Linked DNA regions of Homo sapiens: region 2 is linked to region 1. A link is a contact called in ENCODE Hi-C or POLR2A ChIA-PET data. All regions are on one chromosome and are shown on one strand. The core of a region is the stretch at or near the end of the contact, and the rest is flanking DNA. Distances in the headings are between cores, read along the strand shown. Region 1 holds the start of NUP155 (nucleoporin 155). Region 2 holds the start of OSMR-DT (OSMR divergent transcript).

What was found. A loop is a pair of places that touch in the nucleus more often than their neighbours do. ChIA-PET counts read pairs that join two places held with the same protein, here RNA polymerase II (POLR2A). Pooled maps may share reads with other maps.
Region 2: a pooled map shows a loop between it and region 1 (5-fold over the local background). The contact joins the promoter of OSMR-DT here to the promoter of NUP155 in region 1. A Hi-C loop is called at or near these places in 8 of 50 pooled maps. POLR2A ChIA-PET finds 5 or more read pairs at or near these places in 2 of 52 experiments (A549 and activated CD8-positive, alpha-beta memory T cell).

Annotation. Positions count from the first base shown.
Region 1 is chr5:37,369,328-37,373,212 of GRCh38, reverse strand. NUP155 (nucleoporin 155) reads left to right here and starts at 2,107. Exons shown (of 35, transcript NM_153485.3): 1 at 2,107-2,392. The coding sequence starts at 2,236. RefSeq lists enhancers at 2,115-2,204, 2,325-2,434.
Region 2 is chr5:38,843,577-38,847,461 of GRCh38, reverse strand. It overlaps OSMR-DT (OSMR divergent transcript), which reads left to right and starts at 1,633. Exons shown (of 4, transcript NR_109951.1): 1 at 1,633-1,794. It overlaps OSMR (oncostatin M receptor), which reads right to left and starts at 1,450. Exons shown (of 18, transcript NM_003999.3): 1 at 1,075-1,450.

The DNA.
Region 1 (3,885 bases), core at 858-3,357:
TAATCGCATTCTTCTCCCTGTTTTAGAAACTATAGTGATTTCTCATTTTAAAAAAGTGTTATATTAACATGGATTAAGCTTGGTATGCTTTTTTTTTTTTTTTTTGAAACGGAGTCTTACTCTGTTGCCCAGGGTGGAGTGCAGTGGCACGATCTCGACTCACTGCAACCTCTGCCTCCTAGGTTCAAGTGATTCTCCTGGCTCAGCCTCCTGAACAGTTGAGACTACAGGCGCACGCCACCACGCCCAGCTAATTTTTGTATTTTAGTATAGACGGGGTTTCACCATATTGGCCAGGCTGGTCTCCAACTCCTGAACTTGTGATCCACCTGCCTTGGCCTCCCAAAGTGCTGGGTGCTGGGATTACAGGTGTGAGCCACTGTGCTCGGCCTTGTTACTCTTTTAAATACAATGTTAAACATTTTAATTTTCAGTTTGAGTTATTCACAAATATTAATAGATGTAACCAACATGAAACAAAAACTCTCTGGAATCCTGAATAATTTTTAAGGGTATCAAGGGGGTCCTAAGACCAAAAAAATTCATAATTATCTGTTCTAGGGAAGAGGTCAGCAAACTTTTCCTGTAAAGTGCCAGAGTCCGTATTTAAGGCTTTGCAGTCTTTTGTAGAAATTACTCGGTTTAGCAGTTGTAGTGGGAAAGCATAGGCAATATGCCAATGAATTAAGTTAGTTAGATTACACTTTGGGGAGCTTTACTTCTATGCAGGAATATCACAGCAACGTTGTTGAATCTTCCAATTTATGGAGTTGAAAACTTTGTGTATTTTGTCTCAAATTAAAAACAAACTCGGTGCCAGACCACCACTTTTCAATCTATGGTCTACCAAATAAAGTAAACTCACAGCTAGAGACCCAACTGCCTATCTATATACCAATGATAAAAAATCCAGTTTTTCTTGGTATATTGGCTATGTCAAATTTTAAGTGTAGATTGGTAACATCAAAGAACTTTCAATTTTCAGAAATGTAGTCAAGTCTTTGAGGGAGTAAAAATGTAATTCAAATAGCAAAAGACCAATTTAGAGTAATTCAGTTATTGATTTGTGAAATTCTGAAGAACATAACTGGAAGCTTTCTTAGGTGAGATTCTAAATAAGAGCAGCTTTCTAAAAAGTGCTTTGATTTACCCACTCAGGTTGCCTTCTGTAGTAAATGAAGCCTCTTTTACCTCTCTGCTTTCTCCTATCCTGCTATAGTTTATACCTATCCAAATAGAAAAATTATAATGAAGCCCTTTGTCTCTGCTTGAAGCACCTTAAGGACAGGAAACACTGTGTTAGTTTGATAGTCCCAGCACCAGGCACAAGGCAAGTATTCAGTTTCTTAGGATTGTATGAACTCTTGGGTTCCTATCTCATACGAGTTCCTATACTAGCGCTGGGAATGGAAAGATGAATTAGAACTGTCTGCTATCTCTGCCACGATAAAAAGCACGGCAGCGGTCCACCTGCACTCAGCTTCTTCTTAAACACGTATTTTATACTAAGGGGCAACAAAGTCAAAAGACAGCGACACGCAAATGGAAAAGCCTGATGAATTCTAATTTACACTGAAGCCCGCGAAGAATATAGTGAGATACTGGTTTATATCCCTCTCTGTGACAGCGACCTACCAATTCTTAACTACTCTCACAAAAGCAGTTACTTGGAGAACCAAACTGCGCGCTCATGCGCGAACTCATATAGCTGCAGTTAGCGGATACCGACGCGGGAAGTTCCAAGACTCAGGTCGAGCACGCGCTTAAACCAACGGAACCTGACCAACCTCCTAGGCCAGACACACGACCTAGCTCCCACCTACCGTATCCCTCCTCCCTCCTTCCTCCTCACCCTATCCAACCCCATCCCGCCCCTCTCCTTCCCTGTTCCCTCCCCTTTATCCTTCCCTTCCTTTCCCTCCCTCCCTTCCCTAAATAACCTACCCTAATTTTACCCTGCCACACCCCAAAACCCTCAACCCCCTCGAAAGCATCAGCAGCCTCCTAGCTCCACCCACAACCTCTAGCCCCCTCCCAACAGCTTCCTCTTCCCAGGCCAGAACGGCGTCTTCCAGTTCCCCACCGGATGAAGCGGAAGTGCGTCATGTCGAGGCGCCAAGGCGCTCGTTTGGCGCGCGCGCCCTAGGCGGCGGATCTAAGCTAACTTCTTGGATCTTTTCTTGTTTCTCCTTGGTTTTTGACTTTTTCTGGACCCTGGTGTCTACGATTTCCGAGATGCCGTCTTCTTTGTTGGGCGCGGCGATGCCGGCCTCTACATCTGCCGCAGCCCTGCAGGAAGCTCTGGAAAATGCTGGACGGCTCATCGACCGTCAGTTGCAAGAGGACCGCATGTACCCGGACCTTTCCGAGCTGCTTATGGTGTCTGCCCCAAGTGAGTGATAGTGACCCTGCTTTCTCAACCTAAAGGACTCTCGCCTGACTTCCTAATTTGCTACTTATCCCCAGCGTTGGTCCCGGCGAGGATATGCTGAGATTTATGGCACTGTTGGCTGCATTTTTGGAGAACAGCAAGCAGCTTCTTTTCAGGTTTTTTCCTTTCCTCACTTTCTTCATTGTAGATACTTGAGAGGGCAAGAGTGAAGAGCAAGCTCCCAGTTGAAGCAGAAAGAGGCAAAGACCTCAACCTTAATGAGCTTCTCGCCGCTCTCAAGTGCTTATGGCTAAGGCCATATGAGAAGCATCTCCAGATCCAAGTCCCAAATTTGTTCATTTCTCCTGTTAGTGTTTGAGTAGATCGTAAGAGCAAACGAAGTTAATTTGGAAATTTAGCATGTTATCTTAAAGATACGCTTTGCTTTATATTTATTTGTTTATTTATTGAGACGGAGCGGTTCCCTCTTCGCCCAGGCTGAAGTGCAATGGCGCGATCTCGGCTCATTGCAACCTCCGCCTCCTGGGTTCAAGCGATTCTTCTGCCTCAGACTCCCAAGTAGCTGAGATTACAGGCGCCTGCCACCAAGCCCGGCTAATTTTTGTGTTTTTTAAGTAGAGACGGGGTTTCACCATATTGGCCTGGCTGGTCACGAACTCTGACCTCAAGTGATCCGCCCGCCTCGGCCTCCCAAAGTGCTGGGATTACAGGCGCAAGCCACTGCACCCGGCCAAGAAACGCTTTATTATGTGTAGAGATGTGTGTTATGAAATGCTGGAGGATCTTAAAAGAACTACCAGTGGAATAAAGAAAGAGAACAGGGAAATCACAGTGCTTATGTACAGGGAGAGTAAGGCAGAATATGTGTTGACAATATAGGTGACTGGAAAGTAATTTGTTTAACAGTTTTAAGTTATAACCAGCTCCCCACGGCTTATGGAATTACATCAGTTGCTAGAAAAAGTGACCCCTTTGTGAGATGGAATTTGGAGAAAACCAGCGAAGTGTAAGAAAGAAAAGATTGTTGGTGAGCAAGAACCAAAGTAATCTAAATAGGATAATTTGTGCAGTGTAAACCGAGAACACTTCTGATTATTTATAAAAATCATTGATAGCTTTGTAATCAAAGAAATGATAGAAACAAAGATAGTATTTGCTCCCTACAGCTACTTACCAATGAGCGTGTCTTATAATACCTGATTGGCCTATTAGCAATTATCATCTTGAACAACATTACTCATTTTGGCCTCCTTAGGTGTGAAAACAAGATATAAAAACAGTGCATGCATTCTGGTCCTTCTCTTACATATCTCATGCCTTTACACACACCTTCCTCTTTCACCCAGTCTCTTCCCCTTCTTTTCCATCCAATTTTTCATCCGTTGCTCTGATTACAGAGAATTTAGCATATTTTCCGTAAGAAGCCCCATCTTCAGGATTTCCTCAGGATTTTATCTTACTTTTATTGTTTCTGCAATGTTCTTTTTTTGCCT
Region 2 (3,885 bases), core at 384-2,883, 1.5 Mb before region 1:
ACTCCAAACCCAAATCCTGATACTGTCACCTGCTAGCTGTGTAACCCTAGAAAAGTTACAAAACCTCTTTGGGCCTCAGTTTCCTCAATAAAATATAATAAAAAACTAGTACCCGCCTCACCCGTGAAGCTTAAATGAGCTAGCATATGTCAAGTGCTTAGAATAGGGGCTGGTTCACAGTAAGTATGAACCATTATTATTTGCAGACAAGGAAACTAAGAGGTGATAAGTAGTTTGACCCATGTTCCAAAGTCAGTTTTAATCTTGGGAATAAAACCTAAAAATTTCTTTCTCCTCCATCAGAATTCCTTCTAGCTCAAACTAAGTATCCTACATTCAATTCTATCTTCTCTGCCTTCATAGACCCTTCCATTTACTTCTCTTGAATATCTTGTTCCCAAAGTGTTTTCAAGGCAGGTCTGTTACCAAGCCACTCCATCAGCAGCACCTAGCACTGTGCCTCCCGCAGCAAGGCAGGCAGGATGGATGGACGGATGCAGGCATGCATGGGTAGGTGGATGAAGGGCAGATGAAGAACTATCGAGAAAGGAATCGCGGTGTCAGGGGTAAAGCCCTGGCCTGCGAGAGCCGGGCTCGGATTTCAGTGCCCTCACAGCTAGCCATATGGCCTTGGACAAGTTACTGAACCCCTCCGTGCCTAGGTTTCCAGAATGTAGAGGGCCACTTCCACTCAAGTGGCTGGAGAAGAAGGTAAGCGCCCCGGACGGACGCTATTGCAGAGTCGCCCGGGGATTCCTCTCTCCACCTGTGCTTGAGCTCCTCCCGCTTCTACGCTAGGGACCAGGTGGGAGAGATACACGGATTCCCAGAAAAATGGCTCTCTCAGGTGGGAGTCAAGGGTTACGAGAGGAGAGGTAGGGGAAGCAATGAACTCCTCCACACGATGTGTTGGGAGAGAGGAAAGAGGGATTCAAGTGGGAATTTTCCACTCAACAAACATTCCACCATCATTTGAGAAAAAGGCGCTGGGATGGTGAATTTCAAACAGTCTGAGAAATGGGCGACTCGGCACTGTGCGGCCTGTAAGGAATGAATCATTTAGTTTTCACCCACCAGGTAGGCAGGCCGGGGGCGAGGACCCTCCGAGCGCCGTCCGAGCGCAGGTGGTAGCCCAGCCAAGCAAACGCTGGGCAGAGGCGGCACCGAGGAGGGGAACGGGCTGCTGCACTCCCGGTCGCGTCCAGCCGGGATGGGCTGCGAAGTTGTCGGATTCTTTCCCGCACAGCACGGGGCTCGCCCGTCGGAAAAGCCACCGAGGGCGGCGCAGCGGCAGGGCGCGAGCAGAGCGGGGACGGGCGGGTCGGGGGTACTCACGCCGCGGGCGAAGGGCTCCACGAGCCGGGCCGAGTCCTCGGCGGCGCGTGGGGCGCGGGTGCGGGCTCCGGGGCGGACGTGCAGAGGCGGCCCGGGCCGGGGCTATGAATCAGCTGCGGGGCAAGCGCGGAGGGGCGGGAGTTACTGGAAAACCGCGGGGGAGGGCAGAGGGGTGAGGTCTTTTGCAATTTCCCGTCTTGCTGCGCACTCTTGGCACTCCTGGGACCCACAGGAATTCCCTCCCTTCAGTCCCGGGGGGAGGCGGCCGCGATCCTGGGGGAGGCGCAGCCTCACAACCCGGACTTTGCGGGCGGGCGGGCACTGGTGAGAAGAGGAAGTGGGAGAGGCCTGGGAAGGAAACTTGGAAACCGAAAACTCGGCGGCCGAGGCTCCGTGCCCCGCGCGCAGCGCTGCTCCTGCCCCGGCCAAGGACGCACGGGCCAGCCGGCGGAACCAGAGGTAAGCCGAGTGACCGATGAGGCCTGGGGCTGTGTATCCCACAGGGGCACTTGTCATCCCAACCCAGAGGCCAAACCCGTGAGATCCCCGTCCGAAAATCTTCAGGCAAGAGAAGTCCTTTAACTAAATTTTGGCCGTGTTTCCATTTGGCGTCCAGAGCAACGAAAACGTGTTTGAACCGAATCAAACGGTCCCCATTTTTCCCCTACTCGCGTTCTATCCAGAAACGCCCTGTCCGACAAAGTTTCTTCGGCTACAACAGTCCCGAAACCTTTATTTCCCAATGCTACGACATGCTACACATGGTTTACTTTTCCCCTTAAAAATGCCATCCAATCTTCAACCTTTTTTTTTTTTTTTTTTTGAGACGGCATCTCACTGTGTCACCCAGGCTGGAGTGCAGTGGCGCGATCTCGGCTCACTGTAAGCTCCGCCTCCCGGGTTCACACCATTCTCCTGCCTCAGCCTCCCTAGTAGCTGGGACTACAGACGACCGCCACCACGCCTGGCTAATTTTTCTATGTTTAGTAGAGACGGGGTTTCACCGTGTTAGCCAGGATGGTCTCGATCTCCTGACCTCGTGATCCGCCCGCCTCAGCCTCCCAAAGTGCTGGGATTACAGGCGTCAGCCACTGCGCCCGGCCAAAAATGCCATCCAATCTTTACCGTGTCTGGGCCTTTGAAAGGTGCATTTCACCTCTCTTAGAGGATAACAGGAGCCTTCCGAGGCAGCCTCGGACCGGGAGCTCCCATAGCCTCGCCTGTCTGGATGCCTGACAAATCAGCAGGCAAGGGGCCTTGCTCCAGATCAGCTGAGCCTAGTTTGGTTTGAGTTTGGGGACCCTGGAAAGTATCACAAAAGCAAGGTTGTAGGAGGGGGGTGGGGGAGGGAACCAAGAGTGATCAACAAGTATCGACCATAAACATATCTTAGAATCCTATATTGAATTGACTGGATGACTCAAAATAATGTCAGAATTATTTTAAAATGTTACTTTTGTGTTTGTTCACATATCTGGCTCCTCCCCAATGTCATCCCAAGGAAAGCTGAGAGTCCTTTTGTTTTTTTATTTTTCCTAAAACAAAGGCCTAAAGGCCCTAATACACTTAATACCTAATGGGGCCACAAAGACCATGATGCATAGTAAATATTTGATGATAATAAAATGTATTTTTGTCTCAATAAATGTATGGTCCTTTGCCACACCTCTCATTACTTGAAGAGTTTTAAAGAGTCCATTAGTTTAGCCATCTGCATGGTTATGGAAACTGCCAAGCCCAAGAGTTGGAAAGTCTTTATGATTTTATATTTTACTGAGAAAAAAAATTATTCTTTATAGAAACAGTTAAAAGGGATCTCTCTTCTAGCAAATGAGATGTCAAATAAAAATATTCAGCCCAGTATGAATTTCTAAAAAGTGAGGCTTATTTTGGGCTCCTATTGCAATTGAAGGAGACTGAAGTGTAAAAATTTGGTGCCCACATATAATTTATCTGTTTTTGCACCATTCTAATTTCTTAAATTTATACGTTATTCTAGAATCTAGATGCAGTAGCACCATATAAATTCGCGATTATACCCTTAACAGTGGGTGCACTGGGTCCATAAAGTCAGATCCACCCAAAACCTCCAAATATCAGTTTATTTGGAAATAATGTTTTTGCAGCTTTAATCAAGTTAACCTGAGGTCATATAAGATTAATCCAGTGTCTGCTGTACTTCTGAAAAGGGGGGAATTTGGACACAGACACCCAGAAAGAACACTGTGTGACCACTGAGACAGATCCTGCTTATGCTGACTCAAGCCAAGGAATGGCAAGGTTGCTGACCACCACCAGAAGCTAGGAGAGAGGAACGGAACAGGCTCCCTTTGAACCCCTAAGAAGAAGCTAGCCCTGCCAACATCTTCATTTCAGACTTCTGGCCTCCAGATTGAGAATACATTTCTGTTGTTTTAAGCCACCAAGTTTGTGGTAATGTGTTATGGCAGCCTTAGGAAACTGATACATAGGTTATGTTCCATAAGTTAGTTTTAAACAATTATCCTGAAAATAACTAATAGGAAAAAGATGAAAAATACCAATGGCTTA